Linked DNA regions of Homo sapiens: region 2 is linked to region 1. A link is a contact called in ENCODE Hi-C or POLR2A ChIA-PET data. All regions are on one chromosome and are shown on one strand. Each heading gives the region's core, a stretch centred on a gene start or an enhancer-like site at or near the end of the contact. The rest is flanking DNA. Distances are from core to core; before and after follow the strand shown. Region 1 overlaps DAD1 (defender against cell death 1). Region 2 holds the start of IRF9 (interferon regulatory factor 9).

Region 1 (2,905 bases), core at 31-2,530:
TCTGTCTACATTGCCTAAGAGAAATATATTTCACTTTTACCACTAAAACATGTTGAAACAGATGTAAATGTGGTAGCACATACTTAGTTCAATTTCTAGCAGAGTGCATAATGATGCAGTTCCAGGAATGCACTGTCATAAGAGTGGAAGCACCTGTAACAATCGAAGGATTAGTAAAGGATTACCTGCTCCAGGAAGAAGACAAAGGACTGCCATTTCCCAGGGTTGTCAGCACTGCCTTTTGCCATTAACTTCAAATATACTTAATGAAAACAAGGAGGCAGGTTCACAGCTGTAAGTTACCAACTCATAAAGAGTTCAGCACAGAGGACTGAAGAGAAAAAAAGGATTCTGATACCAGCAAAGAATAAAAACAGAGCCAGAGGCATATGGAGGAGTGGCATGGAGTTCTTTAATTTGGAAGGCAAAAGGTTACATTTAATGAAAGGCAGAGGCTGGATTAATAAATGTTTGTTAGAAAGTTGTTCTGACACACAGTGAACTCTGGGCTTTTCTCCTGCATAAAAAGCAGAGCTAGCAGTAAGTGCAAATCTGAAGAAAATCCATGTGTCCAATAAGCTGCCATCTCCAGAACTCTTATCCAGGAAATTCAAAGAGTGAACCTAGAAGAAAAAAGCAGCAAGGTTAAATGTCTTATGATACTAGAGACAGGGCCCCAAATCCTTCCATCTAAATTCTAACCCACAAGACAGTTATGGGGTTCCCACACTCAGGACAATATTTAAACCAGGCGAGAAAAACTAGAAAGAAGCAAGTATTTTTCAAAGAACATTTTATGGGAGTAGTATCCAGAAAAATTAATGTCAAAACTGAATTTCAAGCACATCAAAGCAAAACGAACTAGGAACTGTGAGACATGTGTCCTAACTCCAGCTCTACCATTAATTAGCCGCAAGACTTCACATAAGTCACTGACTTCCCTGGCCCACAAATTCTTTGAGGTGAGAGGGTTGTAGTTTAACCTAAAGAGCTTTCTGGAATCTAAAATGCTTATGAAGCACAGATTTCCATTGGTGGGGAGGCAGGGTAGGGAAGTAAGGATTCAAGAAAGAAAGAAAAATTCCCAATCTCAGCTATAACAAAGGACCAAAATATAAGAAATAATTTAGTTTTCATTTAAAGATAAGTTTATTTTTGGCAAGAAAAAGGTGAAGAAAGAGTAACCGCAACAGAAGTGGCCACATTGCTGCTAGAGCCAAATGGAACTGAGATCTGTAACTTGTGAGGTGGAACCCTCACCACAAGATACAGGCTTCCTTTAGTCCCTCAAAGCACAGCCTCCCACCTACTGGACTCCAGCACAGCTCTGGTTGGAAAGTGACCTCCAGCCTTAGGGGCTCCAATGTCTCCAGCTATAAGCAACTGATTTTCCCAGTGTGCCATAAAAATACTGCAATCTCCTACGTGTACCATGACTCAAAAGAGGCTGGGAAATACTACCTTTCAGAAGAACCGGGCTGCCCCAGGAGGAAAAAGGGCACTACCTTATTTGGTATATTGGGTCAAGTAAGTAACCTGGAGATTCTGGCATCAGAACTTAAAGGAGAGATTTTGGACTTTCAGCCAGAATGCTTTTATTTCACTAACACTGGTATTTACAGAAATGCTACATAATTGCAGAACATTCCTGAATCAGTGGTATTATAAGAAATGTATAAAAGAAAGAGCAATAACAGGAAGCAAAAGGTGTTCACAGTGCCAAACAAAACCAAACAGACCTATTCAAACTCACCTATTCATTCCATCAAATTTCTTAAAGCAAACTCTCTGGCAATAGACTATCAGCCAATATAACATTACAGCTTTTTTTTTTTTCAAGACAGAGTTTTGTGCTTGTTGTCCAGGCTGGAGTGCAATGGCGTGATCTCGGGTCACCGCAACCTCCGCCTCCCGGGTTCAGGCGATTCTCTGCTTCAACCTGCTGAGTAGCTGGGATTACAGGCGTGTGCCACCACACCCAGCTAATTTTTGCATTTTTAGTAGAGATGGGGTTTCACCATGTTGGTCAGGCTGGTCTCGAACTCCTGACCTCAGGTGATCCACCCGCCCCAGCCTCCCAAAGTGCTGGGATCACAGGCCACCATGCCTGGCTACATTACATTTCTAATGGCCAAGGTGAGAGAGGACTAGATCATAATGCCATTTTCAGTGAACAAAGCCTTGACACTTTTAGAAATATAAAAGAAATCCTAGTTTAGTACAAAATCAAAGTTTAAAGATTTTATTATATTAAAACATTTAAATCTAAGATGCTGAGGCCAGTCCACGTGAAAGGCAAAAATTGACTCATGAGAGTAAGTCTCTTTGATAGTGGTTTTCAGAAAATTCTGTTTACAAAGATCTGCTTCCCCTCTTTTAAAGCAGATCTATTTACCAGACACTATTCTAAAAGCAGAGGTTCTAGGATTCTTTGAAATATTAGCTCACACAATTGACTACTCAACAGCTAAGAAGAATGGTTTCAACTATTAACCAGGGCATAAAGGTTTCAGGAAACTGACTAATAAAATCTCCTCCCCTGATATCAAGACATGCAAAATGAAGACACCTACTGAGAAAAGTTAGCGTGACTTCAGTCTATTTCACCTGGGCAGAAGACAGTGCCATTTAATCAGTTTGTTCTAATCATCTAAAAAGAAAGCAAGGCATAACACAAAGAACTGTTAAAAATGACGCTGTAGAGATAGAAAAGATAATGCCAGCCAGGGTCATTTCTATTTGGAATCTGTATTCTTCTCCAGCAATATCTCTATTCAGACACTAGCACTGGGCAGATATGTTCAAATACTGATTTTCCTTCAAATTCATCTCATCCTGGATTCTAGTCACCCAATTAAAACTGAAATTAGAAATAATGTGAATCAAAGACCATTCTGCAGAAATT
Region 2 (2,774 bases), core at 1-2,500, 1.6 Mb after region 1:
GGCATGCCCAGGCAGTAAAATGGGTCCTTGGGAGCAGTAGGTCTTGCAGTGGGTGGGAGGGAGGAGGCTTTCTGGGCAAGGGCATGGGTAGATAGTAGCAGGCAGTGTGGGCACAGGTGGGTTGTTAATCTTGTTCGTCCAGGTGTCTCAGAGTCCAGCTATGTTAGACACACTCAGTTAATATTAGCCAACACAACAAATATTCTGCTCCCTTTTCTCCCCAGGGCACACTACAAAGAGTATCTTGTGAGCCTCATCAATGCCCACTCGCTGGACCCAGCCACCTTGTATGAGGTGGAAGAGCTGGAGACGGCCACTGAGCGCTACCTGCACGTACGCCCCCAGCCTTTGGCTGGAGAGGATCCCCCTGCTTACCAGGCCCGCTTGTTACAGGTATAGCCTCCACCCAGCCTCATCTCTTAACCCACCCTACAGAAGTCACCTGGTGCTGACTGTGTCTGAGCTCCAGGCTTCCAATATCATTACCTTCTCTCTCCTTCTGCAGAAGCTGACAGAAGAGGTACCCTTGGGACAGAGTATCCCCCGCAGGCGGAAGTAGCTGAGGGCAAGGGTCCCGATGAGGGTCCCATGGCCTGCTCCCTCAGGAACAGCTCCAGCACCAATAAAGAGGCATCTTACCACCCAGGCTTCTTGGTGGTCCTTCTTCCTGGTGCCACCATCTAGGGGCACCAGGGAAAGAGCGGGGTGAACAGAGCTTTGCTGAAAAGGGCCCCCTGCAACCTAGTGCCTGACCCTCCCTGGACTCAGGACCAGGAAGGAGTTGACACCCTGGATGGTCAAGGGAGGCCCTCCCCATCCAGCAGCCTGGCCTGGGCTTCCTCCCTCCCTGCCTCCTTTTTTCCTTTCATAGAATTTGACTGGTATTTGAAGTCACCCAATATGTATCAGGTGGGCACTGTGGGGGAATGCAGATGCACAGGTGTACACAGCAGTCCAGAGGTCCCAGGCCTGACTCCAGGAAACTGGCCTCCCTGGGGAAGCCACGGTGTCACCCAGAGGTCAGATAGAAGCAAGAGTATCTGAGGGAGGCAGGGGAATGAGCCAGGCTGGAGCTGAGCCAGCAGGGCAGGGCCCCCCTGCTGCGACAGTGGCATCCTGATAGTGAGATGCTCAGATGCTGCTGCCCTCTAGTGGCCGCCAGTTCCCTGCAACTCAGACCACGTGATTTCTGGGAAAAGGCCCTCCCTGGAGGAGAACTGAAACTTAGGGTGGGGACTGTAGAAAGGGGCGGAGAGATCAGCCGCCCAGCCAGGAGTTAAGCTGAGGTCGTCTGAGCCCTGCGACAGCCTGGACAGCAACTCAGGTAAGATCAGCCAAGGATGGGAGTCAGCCTGGGATCTAGGGCTAGAAAGTCCAGCCAGATTGAGGGCAGGGGGTCCTAGGGGTCGCTCTGTTAGACTGAGGGATAGACAGAAGATCTCTTAAGTCAGGAAGTGGGAGATTCAGCCTGAGAGTGAGACTGACAAGGGCCAGCTCCCCAGACCCTTGTAGGCAAAGGTCAGGAGGACCTACTGCTGGATTGTTCAAGGAAGAAGGCTCCTGGCCCCAGCCTCAGTGGACCATTTGTTTCCTTGCCATCTGGCCCTGCCCACTTCTGCTGCAGCTCCAACCCCACCCCTACTTCCTGCCCCACCTACTCCTGGGGCCGGCAGGGGGTGGGGGTCAGGCTAGGTTGTGTAGGCTGTGGGGCGGTGGGTGAAGAGCCTGATGGATCTCAGCAGAACCTACCTCTGCTGATGCTCGGGAATCTAGACAGGGCCTGTCACCAGGAACGATCACCAAAGGAATTCTTTTGTAAACAATACATCTCTGAAAAGTCCTAAAATTAAGACCAGTGCCCAAGGTTTCCTTCCAGGTATCACAGCTTAGAGTGCTAAAAACAATGTTTTGGGGGGTTTTGTTGTTGTTGTTGTTGTTTGTCACTGCTAGTGATGGCAGAAAGGAAACAATTCTGTCCCATAGAGTGTTGAAATGTGTTTGGAGCTAAAAGAAGATGGATGGGATCTCTGGGACCTGTTGCCAGAATCTAGTCTCAATGGCCAGGGTCTCAGGAGATGTTCCCTCCCAAAGTGTCAGTTCTGATGCATCCTGCTCCTATTATCCCCCAGGATGGCATCAGGCAGGGCACGCTGCACCCGAAAACTCCGGAACTGGGTGGTGGAGCAAGTGGAGAGTGGGCAGTTTCCCGGAGTGTGCTGGGATGATACAGCTAAGACCATGTTCCGGATTCCCTGGAAACATGCAGGCAAGCAGGACTTCCGGGAGGACCAGGATGCTGCCTTCTTCAAGGTGAAAGGGCCTGGAAACCACTGTTCCTCTGTGTGTGGGATGGTGTATACACACTGGTACACTCATCCTCGAGCACTTGCGTCTGCCTGGGTTTCAGATAAGGGACAGATTGGAGAGGAAAACTAGCTGCATCATTTGCAGAGTCCAGTACAAAATGAAAATGTGGAGGCCTTGTTCAAAAATTTTAGGGATATTGGCCAGGCACGGTGGCTCACGCCTGTAATCCCAGCACTTCGGGAGGCCAAGGTGGGTGGATCACGAGGTCAAGAGATCAAGACCAGCCTGGCCAACATGGTGAAACCCTGTCTCTACTAAAAATACAAAACTTAGCTGGGCCTAGCGGTGCATGCCTGTAGTCCCAGCTACTCGGGAGACTGAGGCAGGAGAATCGCTTGAACCAGGGAGGTGGAGTTGTAGTGAGTCGAGATCGCACCACTGCACTCCAGCCTGGTGACAGAGTGAGA

The links. Hi-C counts contacts between places; a loop is a spot of excess contacts on that map. ChIA-PET counts read pairs that join two places held with the same protein, here RNA polymerase II (POLR2A). Pooled maps may share reads with other maps.
Region 2: a pooled map shows a loop between it and region 1 (5-fold over the local background). The contact joins the promoter of IRF9 here to the enhancer-like site in region 1. A Hi-C loop is called at or near these places in 1 of 50 pooled maps. POLR2A ChIA-PET finds 5 or more read pairs at or near these places in 2 of 52 experiments (CD8-positive, alpha-beta memory T cell and activated CD8-positive, alpha-beta memory T cell).

The regions. Positions count from the first base shown.
Region 1 is chr14:22,564,515-22,567,419 of GRCh38, forward strand. DAD1 (defender against cell death 1) reads right to left here. Exons shown (of 3, transcript NM_001344.4): 3 at 393-623. Among named protein-coding and RNA genes, the nearest start is that of LINC02332, 8.9 kb to the left of the region's middle. Within about 2 kb of position 1,281, at least 6 of the 41 ENCODE cell types and tissues checked have a DNase peak (open chromatin) inside an H3K27ac peak, as active enhancers do.
Region 2 is chr14:24,160,015-24,162,788 of GRCh38, forward strand. It overlaps IRF9 (interferon regulatory factor 9), which reads left to right and starts at 1,251. Exons shown (of 9, transcript NM_006084.5): 1 at 1,251-1,324; 2 at 2,130-2,310. The coding sequence starts at 2,131. RNF31 (ring finger protein 31) reads left to right here. Exons shown (of 21, transcript NM_017999.5): 20 at 225-393; 21 at 506-641. The coding sequence ends at 559. RefSeq lists enhancers at 978-1,367, 2,357-2,416.